Linked DNA regions of Homo sapiens: all the other regions are linked to region 3. A link is a contact called in ENCODE Hi-C or POLR2A ChIA-PET data. All regions are on one chromosome and are shown on one strand. Each heading gives the region's core, a stretch centred on a gene start or an enhancer-like site at or near the end of the contact. The rest is flanking DNA. Distances are from core to core; before and after follow the strand shown.

The links. A loop is a pair of places that touch in the nucleus more often than their neighbours do. ChIA-PET counts read pairs that join two places held with the same protein, here RNA polymerase II (POLR2A). Pooled maps may share reads with other maps.
Region 1: a pooled map shows a loop between it and region 3 (2.7-fold over the local background). The contact joins the enhancer-like site here to the promoter of NEURL1-AS1 in region 3. A Hi-C loop is called at or near these places in 1 of 50 pooled maps. POLR2A ChIA-PET finds 5 or more read pairs at or near these places in 3 of 52 experiments (GM12878, H1 and WTC11).
Region 2: a loop to region 3 is called in a pooled map, with 2.8 times the contacts of the local background. The contact joins the promoter of PCGF6 here to the promoter of NEURL1-AS1 in region 3. A Hi-C loop is called at or near these places in 6 of 50 pooled maps. POLR2A ChIA-PET finds 5 or more read pairs at or near these places in 5 of 52 experiments (OCI-LY7, Panc1, WTC11 and 2 more).

The regions. Positions count from the first base shown.
Region 1 is chr10:103,770,957-103,774,965 of GRCh38, reverse strand. The region is part of intron 2 of SH3PXD2A (SH3 and PX domains 2A); the gene reads left to right. Among named protein-coding and RNA genes, the nearest start is that of SH3PXD2A-AS1, 26 kb to the right of the region's middle. RefSeq lists an enhancer at 2,654-3,624. Within about 2 kb of position 2,630, at least 33 of the 41 ENCODE cell types and tissues checked have a DNase peak (open chromatin) inside an H3K27ac peak, as active enhancers do.
Region 2 is chr10:103,349,077-103,353,113 of GRCh38, reverse strand. It overlaps PCGF6 (polycomb group ring finger 6), which reads left to right and starts at 1,974. Exons shown (of 10, transcript NM_001011663.2): 1 at 1,974-2,407. The coding sequence starts at 2,048. RefSeq lists a silencer at 1,846-2,075 and an enhancer at 2,241-2,746.
Region 3 is chr10:103,516,109-103,520,255 of GRCh38, reverse strand. It overlaps NEURL1-AS1 (NEURL1 antisense RNA 1), which reads left to right and starts at 2,814. Exons shown (of 4, transcript NR_120675.1): 1 at 2,814-2,870. The region is part of intron 1 of NEURL1 (neuralized E3 ubiquitin protein ligase 1); the gene reads right to left.

The DNA of each region.
Region 1 (4,009 bases), core at 1,381-3,880, 250 kb before region 3:
ATGATCAAATCTGCATAACACTCCAGGCGTCCAGCTGGGACACCGGAAGGGCGGCACTTTAGCAGCAAGGACCTAAGTAAGACCCTAAAGTAAGGCCTACTGTAAACTCACCCTAATCAAACCCAAGAATAAGTCCTAACAATATCCACAGAGGAGACAGAATTTGGAGGTTGAGTCACATCAAGTTAGAGGTACTTGGAAAATACCTAGGACTTTCCATAGATCCCCCCTAAGAAAGCATAAAACTCTGCCTACGTAAGTTTGAGGTGATTAACCATTACTTGAATTGGCTACTAGAACAAAAATCAACACTTTTCAGAGAAAAATAACAGAATCCAGAGTCTCTACAGCATATTAGCCACAATGACAAGTATAAAATGAAACATTACTAAGTGGTCAAAGAAATAAGAAAATATGACCCATAGGTGTAAAAAAGTACTAGAAACTAACACAGAGATGGCCCAGATGTTGAACGACTTTCAAACAGTTAAATAACTAAAGGAAAATATGGATTTAATGATTAAGCAGATAGTAGAGAAATGGAAACTATAAAAAATAGAGTCAAATAGAAATTTTGAAACTTAAAAGTGCCATAATTGAAATGAAAATTTCACTGGATGAGCTTAACCGCTAGTATGGAAATGGCAGAAGGATCACTTAACTTGAATATAGATCATTAGAAATGATCCAATCCGTATAACAGAGAAAACAGAATGAAGAAACACACGCACAGTCCCAGAAACATGTAGTACAATATGCAGTCTTCTGACTTACATGTAACAATAGTCCCAGAAATAGAAGAAAATTATAATGGAGTAGAAACAAAACTTTTTTTTAAATGGCCACAAATTTTCCAAATATTGTGAAAATTATCAACTTACAGATTCAAGAAGCCCTGTGAACTCCCAAAGAGAATAAATATAAAGAAAATGGCTAGGCATGATGGTTCATGCCTGTAATCCCAGCACTTTGGGAGGCCAGGACAGGAGGACCACTTGAGGCCAGGAGTTCAAGATCAGCCAGGGCAACATAGTGAGACCCTGTCTCTAAAAGAAAAAAAGACAATTAACTGGGTGGTGCACACCTGTAATCCCAGCTACTCAGGAGGCTGAAGTGGGAGGATCACTTGAGCCCAGAAAGTCAAGGCTGCAGTGAGCTGGGATTGTGCCACTGCACTCCAGCCTAGGAAACAAAAGCTCGACCCTGTCTCAAAGAAAGAAAAGAAGGCTGGGCACAGTAGCTCACACCTGTAATCCCAGTACTTTGGGAGGCTGAGGCAGGCAGATCACTTGAGCTCAGGAATTCAAGACCAGCCTGACCAACATGGTGAAACCCCGTCTCTACTAAAAATACAAAATATTAGCCGGGCATGGTGGCACACACCTGTAATCCCAGCTACTCAAGAGGCTGAGGCAGAAGAATCGCTTGAACCTGGGAGGAGGGGGTTGCAGTGAGCCGAGATTGCACCACTGCACTGCAGCCTGGGCAACAGAGCGAGACTCCGTCTCAAAAAAAAAAAAAAGAAAGAAAGAAAAGAGAAGAAAAACCACACTTATCATTATTGTCCCTCTCTTCTTCTGTGATGCTCGCTGATGTGTCCCCTGCATGTAACACAGGGGACTGCTTAGTCCTCAGCTAAGTAGAATGAACAAATGAATTCTGAGGTTTCCCGCAATCTTGCATGGTCCCCACAGAGACTGGGTGGCCTTGTCTCTTTTTTTCTCTTTTTTTTTTTTTTTTTGAGACAGAGTTTCACTCTTGACACACAGGCTGGAGTGCAATGGTGAGATCTCAGCTCACTGCAACCCCCGCCTGCCAGGCTCAAGCGATTCACCTGCCTCAGCCTCCTGAGTAGCTGCGATTATAGGCGCCCGCCACCACGCCCAGCTAATTTTTGTATTTTCAGTAGAGATAGGGTTTCACCATGTGGTCAGGTTGGTCTCGAACCCCTGACCTCAGGTGATCCACCCCGCCTTGGCCTTCCAAAGTGCCGGGATTACAGGCGTGAGCCACCGCGCCCGGCTGTCCTTGTCTCTTTTTAAGGGGAATTTCTGGGTCAGGAAAGCCACCAGCTTTTTGTAGTAATGCACCCTTTTTTCTTGAGCTAGATAGAAAGGGCACAAGGATGAAGGTTTGAGGATTGGGGCCTGAAAGCTTGAGTCTCTGGGAGCTCCACCCTCTGGGAGGGGCGAGGAGCCGGCCTCTTGGGTTACAGATGTGCCCCAGCTGGGCTCGCCCGTCCTCCCCTCTCCCCTGCGTGGATTGCTGCGGAGCCCTGCCCTGGGAGAGCTGCCGAATCAGCTTTCTCTGGCTGGAGCCAGCGCGTGGAGCCCAGCTGTCCCCTATCTCTCACACGATCCACCCTTTAGATAAACAGCCTGGCCGCCTCCACACACTGCGAGGTTCTGATGTGGTTGCGAGGGGCTCCATTAGCCAAATGCCTCTCACTCCAGCCAGGACTCTGGCGATGGGCCCTGCTTTTCCTCCAGCCTGAGTCAGGCCCGTGCTGGAGTGACAGGAGAATCTGCTTCCTGCCTGCAAAGGTGGTCCCGGAGAACTCTCTGCTGGGCGGGGCCTTCCTGCCTCACCGCCCCCGCGCCCAGCCTTCTTCCTCCCAGAGGGCGGGGCAGCAGGTTCAGGAGACAGCCCCGCTCAGCCCCGATTGTTTTATCTGTGGAAACTAGCCCTGCAAATTGGGTACTGACCAGGTTAGAGCCCGCTTTGCAGCCTGCCTGGCCCTCTAGGAGGGGTGACATTTGAACTGTCTCTCACCGCCCGCCGATCTGACGTATTGAGGGCCAAGATGCTGAACTGTGCAGCTTTGCAAGTACAAGCCCCACACAGAATGAACTCTTACTTGGTTTGCTCTGGAGTCTGAGCCCAGAGATTTGCTTTCGTTGAAAGCTGACCTGTGGGCAGAAAAGGTGTCCCTGGCAGCTGGTTAGCTGTGCTTCCGTTTTCCGCGGCCAGTGGTCCATGGGGGTGGGGGATGACTGACGGAGAGCAGCTCCGGGGCTCTGCTGGTTTATCCTGGTGGTGGGATTAGGTGACAGGTGTGGCTGGGCTCAGCACCTGAGGTCCTGCCCAGACCTGCTGAATCAGAACTTGCCAAGAGCTGCAGATGCATGTTGAAGGTTGTGAAGCCTGGCTCCTTGATGTGAAGGCTGCAGGGTATGTGTGTGTCTGTGTGTGTGTGTGTGTGTGTGTGTGTGTGTGTGTGTGTGTGTTGTTTTGACGGAGTCTCGCTCTGTTGCCCAGGCTGGAGTGCAGTGGCACGATCTTGGCTCACAGCAGCTTCCGCCTCCGAGGTTCAAGCGATTCTCCTGCCTCAGCTGGGACTACAGATGTGCACCACCATGCCCACCTAATTTTTGTACTTTTTTTTAGTAGAGATGGGGTTTCGCAGGCTGGTCTGTGAACTCCTAGCCTCAAGCAGTCCTCCTGCCTTGTCCTCCCAAAGTGCTGGGATTATAGGCGTGAGCTACTGCGCCTGGCCATGAGGCTACAGTTTAACTTATTTCTAGCACCTAAGGCAGAGCCTGACATGGAGAAGGCATACAGAAACGGTTCTTGGGGGAAAGGAATGAATGCATGAGTCCTGCCTGCCCCTGCCCACTCCCCACAGCATCACATTCCCTCTGCACTGTGAGAATCTCAGACTCTTAGGTCTGAAAGAGATGGAGGAGTCGGAGAACATATGCATGTCAGAGCTGGGGAAAAAATGTCAAGTTTTGGTAGCCTAACTCCCTTAAGCCCCAGAGAGATATAGCACCTTGGGTGAGGTCTCACCACTTGTGGTGGAATAGCGGGTCACCTTGTTTCAGGAGACAGGTGGTTGAGATAAGGACAAAGCGTTCCATACCTGGGCGCGTGTTGCTGGGCCCACCTCTCTCCTCAGACATCTCTGTACCTCTTCATCAGAAACCTATGGAGTCATTTCTCAGAGGCCCCAATGACATGTTAGTTATCCATTTATGAATTCTCATTCTTCTTATGGAAAAGATTTAAG
Region 2 (4,037 bases), core at 725-3,224, 170 kb after region 3:
ATTTTATTTTATTTTATTGTATTTTAATTTTTTGAGACGGAGTCTCACTCTGTCGCCCAGGCTGGGGTGCAGTGGTGCGATCTCGGCTCACTGCAACCTTCGCCTCCCGGGTTCAAGTGATTCTCCTGCCTCAGCCTCCTGAGTAGCTGGGATTACAAGTGTGCACCACCATGCCCGGCTAATTTTCGTATTTTTAGTAGAGATGGAGTTTCACCATGTTGGTCAGGCTGGTCTCAAACTCCTGACCTCGTTACCCGCCCAACTCAGCCTCCCAAAGCATTGGGATTACAGGCATGAGCCACCTCGCTTGGCCATATTTTTAAAATTTATTTTTTTTTTGAGATGGAGTCTTGCTCTTGTTGCCCAGGCTGGAGTGCAGTGGTGTGATCTCGGCTCACCGCAACCTCCACCTCGTCTGTGTTCAAGTGATTCTCCTGCCTCAGCCTCTCGAGTAGCTGGGATTACAGGCATGCGCCACCATGCCCGGCTAATTTTGTATTTTTAGTAGAGATGGGGTTTCTCCATGTTGGTCAGGCTGGTCTCTAACTCCCAACCTCAGGCAATCCGCTTGCCTCAGCCTCCCAAAGTGCTGGGATTACAGGCGGGAGCCACTGTGCCTGGTCACATTCAGCTCTTAAATGTGACTTTGCCAGGCATTATTTGATTAGGAGCATTTGACTTCCCGAATCTTTCTTGCAGGCATCGTGACATTAGCTGGCATTATCTTAGCAAGGATAATGGTTTTTTTGTTTTTTGTTTTGTTTTGTTTTGTTTTGTTTTGTTTTGAGATGGAGTCTCACTCTGTAGCCCAGGCTGGAGTGCAGTGGCACGATCTTAGCTCACTGCAAGCTCCGCCTCCTGGGCTCAAGTGATTCTTCTGCCTTAGCCTCCCAAGTAGCTGGGATTACAGGCACGCGCCACCATGCCCAGCTAATTTTTGTATTTTTAGTAGAGACGGGGTTTCACCATGTTGGCTAGGCTGGTCTTGAACTCCTGACCTCATGATCTGCGCGCCTCGGCCTCCCAAAGTGCTGGGATTACAGGTGTGAGCCACCGCGCCCGGACTAGCAAGAATAATGTTAAGCCAACTCCAAACCTCTCTTAATAAAATTGGGCAATGGGGTGGGTTGTACCTGGGTGGGTCTGAGTTTCTGCTACAGTAGGCCCTCAATAAATGTTTGTTGGGCCCGGCGCCCTGGCTCAGGCCTGTAACCCAACACTTTGGGAGGCTGAGGCGGGTGGATCACCTGAGATCAGAAGTTTGAGACTAGCCTGGTCAACATGGTGAAACCCTGTCTCTACTGAAAATACAAAAGTTAGCTGGGCGTGGTGGCAGGCGCCAGTAGTCCCAGCTGCTTGGGAGCCTGAGGCAGAATCGCTTGGACCCGGGAGGCGGAGGTTGCAAGTGAGCGCCACTGCACTCCTGCCTGAGCGACAAGAGCGAAACTGTCTCAAAAAAAAAAAAAAAAAGCTTTTCGAATTCAATATAATGGGCTTTATGGGATGGGGTGACATGGATGATCTTTGAGTAGTGATTAGATTTTCACCTTGTATCAATACACTATATAATTCCTTAAAATAAATAAACGTACATACTTCAGAACAGGAACTTTATACTTCCTAAGGGAAATAATCTTGGATGGAGGTGATTTGCCACAGAGGAAATGCATAATTGGTACTCAAGTGGAAATGATTATTATTTGTGATGCAACGTCACATGCTACCTAGTTCAGTGCTCTGTGAATTAGGTGATGCAAACAGAATATTGTTGCTTGGAACGGTAGCAATTTTGCTGTTTTTAAAAGGCGGCGAAGAGAGCGTCCCCTTCCAAGGAGAAAATCTGGTGAGATTCCTTTAAAGTGCGGCCCGCGCGCCCCGCAGCCTGCCCCGGAGCTGCAGGGTTTGCGCCCCGCGGAGGTGAGGGCCGCTAAACCACATTTCCCGGCGAGCCCCTCAGGCTGCCGCGCCTGCGCAGTGGTGGCGTCCGAGGCCGGCCGAACTCCCGCGCTCTCCCGCCGCCTCGCCTCGCCTGGTGTCTCTCCCGACCATGGAGGGGGTCGCGGTGGTGACGGCGGGCAGCGTAGGCGCTGCCAAAACCGAGGGAGCTGCAGCCTTGCCGCCTCCGCCTCCTGTCTCCCCGCCCGCCCTCACCCCTGCACCCGCAGCGGGTGAGGAGGGACCGGCGCCTCTGTCTGAGACGGGGGCTCCCGGCTGCTCCGGCTCCCGGCCCCCTGAGCTGGAGCCGGAGCGCAGCCTGGGCCGCTTCAGAGGCCGCTTCGAGGACGAGGACGAGGAGTTGGAAGAAGAAGAGGAGCTGGAGGAGGAAGAAGAGGAGGAGGAGGAGGACATGAGTCACTTCTCGTTGAGGCTGGAGGGAGGCCGGCAGGACTCGGAGGACGAGGAGGAGGTATTTAGAGCCCCCGCGCGACCCCGCTGGGCCCAAGCGGCGTCAGGGACGTAGCTGGCCCTCGTCTGCCGGGCGCCGGCCCGATCCTAGTGCGCCGCCGCCGCGCGGAGCACTGGAGCGGACCTCCCCCGACCTCTGCCCCGGCTGCCTAGGCGTGTGGCGCCGACAGGCCTCCGGCCCGGCCTGGGTCTTTACCCGCTTATTTTGTGAAGTTCTTGCAGGTCACTTAGGCTCTGCGAGTCCAACTCATTCGTTCTGTTAATAATTATAATTATTTTGAGACAGGGTCTCCCAGGCTGGAGTGCAGTGGCGCGACCATGGCTCACTGCAGCCTCCAACTCCTGGCCTCAGGCGATCCTCCCGCCTCAGCCTCCGGAGTAGCTGGGACTACAGGCACGCGCCACCACGCCGGGCTAATTAAACATTTTTTTTTTTTTTTGTAGCGAGGAGGGCTCCCTATGTTCCCAGGCTGTTCTCGAACTCCTGGGTTCAAGAGATTCTCCCTCTCTGGCCTTCCGAAAGATTACATGCGTGAGCCACGTTGCCTGTCCTGTATAATTATTGAAGCTACTGCTTACTAGGCAGTAAAGATCCTTTTGTTTTGTTTTGTTTTGTTTTGTTTTTGAGACGGAGTCTCGCTCTGTCGCCCAGGCTGGAGTGCAGTGGCGCGATCTCGGCTCACTGCAACCTCCGCCTCCCAGGTTCAAGCGATTCTCCAGCCTCAGCCTTTAGAGTAGCTGGGACTACAAGGCGCCCGCCACCACGCCCGGCTTATTTTTTGTATTTTTAGTAGAGACGGGGTTTCACCGTGTTAGCCAGGATGGTCTCGATCTCCTGACCTCGTGATCCGCCCGCCTCGGCCTCCCAAAGTGCTGGGATTACAGGCGTGAGCCACTGCGCCCAGCGTAAAGATCCTTTTGAAACAATAATTTGGCTGGGCGCGGTGTGGCTCACGCCTATAATCCCCGCACTTTGGGAGGCCGAGGCAGGCGAAACACGAGGTCAGGAGTTCAGCCTGACCAAAGCGGTGAAACCCCTTCTCTACTGAAAATACAAAAAGTAGCGGGGCGTGGTGGCACGCGCCTGTAATCTCAGCTACTCAGGAGGCTGAGGTAGGAGAATCACTTGAATCTGGGAGGCGGAGGTTGCAGTGAGCCGAGATCTTGCCGCTGCACTCCAGTCTGGGCGACAGAGGCAGACTCCCTCTCAAAAAAAAAAAAAAAAAAACGGAAAGAAAGAAACAATAATTTATATTGTGTTATTATTGTAACTTTCAGTAGTCTTTTAATGGGTTGGAGGTGTATGTTTCCATGTTGCAATGACATTTTGAGATTATGGTTTAAGGTTTTGAAGAAGGTGGACTGAGCGCGGTGGCTCATGCTTGTAATCCTAGCACTTTGGGAGGCCTTGGCGGGTGGATCACCTGAGGCCAGGGGTTCGAGACCAGCCTGGCCAACATGGTGAAACCCCATCTCTACTAAAAATACAAAAATTAGCCAGGCGTGGTTGTGCGCGCCTGTAATCCCAGCTACTCGGGAGGCTGAGACAGGAGAATCGCTTTAATCCAGGAGGCGGAGGTTGCAGTGAACCGAGATGACATCACTGCACTCAGCTTGGGCTACAGAGTGAG
Region 3 (4,147 bases), core at 1,565-4,064:
GCTCACACAAAGCCTGTTTGGTGGTCTCTTCACACGGACGTACGTGACACTGACTTTAATCATTTATAAGTGAGTTCTTATTTTTTCCTTCATATGTTCTTGGATTTTCCTAAAAGTATATGTTACCTTTATAAAAATTTAAGCAATAAACTGTTTTTAAAGCAACTATCTGGGCCAGGAGCAGTGGCTTACACCTGTTATCCCAGCACTCTGGGAGGCTGAAGCAGGAGGATTGCTTGAGGCTAGGAGTGTGAGACCAGCCTGGACAACATAGTAAGACCCATCTCTAAAAAAAATTTAAAAATTAGCCAGAGTATGCTGGTACATGCCTGTAGTCTCGGCTACTCAGAGGCTAAAGTGGGAGAATTGCTTGAGCCCCGGGGGGTCAAGGCTGCAATAAACCATTATCACGCCACTGTACTCCAGCCTAGACAACAAAGCAAGACCCTGTCTCGAAAAAAAAAAAGAAACAACAACAACAACAAAAAACTATTGCTGGTGATGGTAGTAGAGTTTAAAATGGTGACAAAAGTGATGACGATGGTGTAATGTGATGTCCAGGACAGGTGGCCCAAAACAACAGGCTCAAGGGAGATTTGGCATCTTCTGGATAAGCCCTTAAGGGGTTCCTTAATCTCTATGGAGGGAACTAGACCCGACCAGCCCTCAGATGCATACGATGTGGAGCCCAGGCACTGACTCCCAGGGACTTGCACCAAGGCAGGTGAGCCCAGGACTCCACTGTGGTTATATTATGCACTTCTGGATACCTAGCCCTGCCTGGGCACTGAGGGGAAGAATATGAGAAGGAAACAAAATTTAACCTTTTCTAGACATAGGCACAACCACTGGCAATCACGTATCAATTATCTCATTTATTCCTTGATACCACTGGTCAAAGCAGCAAGACGACTCTGCTGACCATACTCTCTTTTGGGAGGGGACAGGGCTATAAAAGTTCATTTTTTAAAAAAGTGTTTTTTTCTTTCTTTCTTTCTTTCTTTTTTTTGAGACAGAGTCTTGCTCTGTTGCCTAGGCTGGAGTGTGATGGCACGATCTCGGCTCACTGCAACCTCCATCTTCCAGGTTCAAGCAATTCTCCTGCCTTAGCCTCCCGAGTAGCTGGGATTACAGGCACCCGCCACCATGCCCAGCTAATTTTTTTGTGTTTTTAGTAGAGACAGGGTTTCACCATGTTGCCCAGGCTGATTTTGAACTTCTAACCTCAAGCGATCCACCCGCCTCAGCCTCCCAAAGTGCTGGGATTATAGGCATGAGACACTGCGCCTATAAAAGTTTAAACTGTAAAAGCAATATGTGCTTATTGTTAAAAATAAATAAATATAACAGTACTGATTTGTGTGGAGTAAAAGCATCCCGTTCCCCAACACTACTCAACCCCAGCCAATTCTCCAGAGGTAGCCCCTGGTAACAGTTGGGTGGGTATCCACTCAGCCTTGGTCTGTGTGTGTACAAACAAACAAAGTAAATATGTCTGAGTGATAACTAGATGCACAGGTAGATATCAAGGTATGGAACCACAGAATAGAGTTGTTCCCCAAGATACCTGCACTGCTCACTCCCTCACCTCCTGCAAATGCCATCAGGTCTTCTCTGGCCCAACCTATTCAAAGTGCTGTTCCCCAGACCCCCCAACTCATAATCCCTGTATCTGCCTCACTCATGGTTTCTTTCTCTCCAGGGCATTTTTCATCATCTGACATCCATATGTCATGTTTTTGGGTTTTAAAAATCTGTCTCTCTTCATAAGAATATAATTCCATGAGACAGAGGACTTGTTCCCTGCTGTATCCTAGTACTTAGAACAGTGCCTGGCACACAGTAGGCATTGACTAAATACTGGTTGAAAGAAAGGAATGAAAGAAAAGAGGGAGAGAGAGGGAGGGAAGGGAAGGGAGAGGAAGAGGGGGAAGGAAAAATGTAGCACTCTAAATGCAAACAGGCCCATACTATACATATTACACAATTTGCTCTTTTAATAATATAGTAGACTTTTTTTTTAAATCATGGTACCTCATTAATGTGTAAAGCTGCAAGGTATTCCTGTGAATAGACGTCATCATTTACTTAACCCACTGCTTCCTTCCTGAAACTGTGTGGGCAGTAAGTGGAGAAAGGGGCAAAATAAGGTACTCCCAGTCCATGGCTCTTGGCAATAAGCTTTCCCAAATTTCAGTCTAGGAAATTGACTGTTCATGGATCAGGGCATGCAAAGTTACCCTCAAGAGACATAAAGGATACCTGGCTGGAGGTGAAGAAAAGATGTGTTCATTGGATGCCAAAGATCGGTGAAAAGGGGATGTCACTGAGGCACACTGCGGTGAGGCCCACGGGAGCAGAGCCAGGGAGATGGTGGCCTGCCAGGCCCAAGTGTTGGGTCCTCCTGGCAGGCATTTCCCTGTTGGTGAAGTGGCCTGGGCAAGGCTCAGAGCCCATAGGCATTGAACTCTCAGACTGTGTTCTCAACTTGCCAGGCCTAGAGCAAGTTCACCCAGCACTCAAAGAGCTGCTGCAGGGGAGAAGGTGCCAGGAAGTCCATCTGACAGAAAATTTCTCTTTGGGAAACAGTACATTGACTTCTGATTTGACTCATGAACCTTTGTGGACTTGATTACAGACAGCCAGGGGCTTCCAGTCCTATCAACTCAGAGGAGACACAGAGGAGATGAAATTTGGGGCCAGCTCAGGCAAAGGCCAGATGTGGGCAGGAGAGGACTCACTACGGAAACCAGCCCCTCAGGCTGACCCACCTAGCTCCTAGCTCACAAAGCCATTGTGTTGAGTAAATGAGGTCAGAGCTGTGGGTCTTGGGGCTCAGGGCCTGGTACACAGTAGGAGGTCATTAAACAGTAGGTATTTCTTGTTTATTATTAGAAGTTTGAAGAAGGTGAGTAATGGTATAGGGCAGGTCACACAATGGTGACTCACACCTGTAATCCCAACACTTTGGGAGGCCAAGGCAGGAGGATCGCTTGAGCCTAGGAGTTCAAGACCAGCCTCAGCAATATAGTGAGACCTCATCTCTACAAAAAGTTTAAAAATCAACTGAGCGTGGTAGCACATGCTGGTAGTCCCAGCTACTCAGGAGGCTGAGGTGGGAGGATCCCTTGAGCCCAGGAGGTGGAGGCTGCAGTAAGACGAGATCACGCCACTGTACTCCAGCCTGGGTGACAGAGTAGGACCCTGTCTCAAAAAAGAAAAAAGAAAAGGGAGGGAGGGAGGGAGGAAGGATGGAGGGAAGGAAGGAAGAAAGGAAGGGAGGGAGGGAGGAAAAGGAAAGGAAATAAATCAGGAAGTGTAAGTATTCCAGGTTTTTCTTCCAAAGAAGGAAGGAAGGAAGGAAGAGAGGGAGGGAGGGAGGGAGGAAGGAAGAAAGGAGAAAGGAGAAAGGAAAGTAAATAAATCAGGAAGTGTAAGTCCTCCAGGTTTTTCTTTCTTCCAGAATCGTACTGGTTATTCCAGGTCCCCTGAGGAGGAATCTACATTTTTCCAAGCTCTCCAGGCAATTCGTAGGCCCTTAGAGAACCACTGCACTGTGCCATATCATACCTCTAAACTCTGCTCCCTTGGCCTCTCTGGCCCTCTGACCTTTCCTGATTCTCCTTGTACCTCTCCCACACCTTCTTCATGGTTTCATTCTGTCCACCCTGTGATATTTCAACCACTCTCATGGTTTAAGTGACACCCACTGCTGACAACTCATTGTGGCCCTGATCTCTCTTCTGAGATTCAAGCTCACACATGGAGTTGCCAACCCAGCGTCTCCCCCAGGATATCTCAGGGCTCTTCTGACACACCCTGGCCAAAACTCAACCTATCATCTTTCCCTCCAACCCCCGCCTTCTGCTTGGGGTCCTGATGGGATCACCATTCTCCCAGTCACCTGAAAACCTGGCACCAGGAATAATCTTGGATTATTCCCTCACTCTCACCGCCTGCATCATTCAGTTATCAGTGCTGCCAAACACAACCTTTTATTTTTTTCTTTTCTTTTTTTTTTTTTTTTTGAGATGGGGTCTCACTCTATCACCCAGGCTGGAGTGCAGTCGTGCAGTCTCAGCTCACTGCAACCTTCACCTCCCAGGCTCAAATGATCCTCCCACCTCAGCCTCCCAAGTAGCTGGGA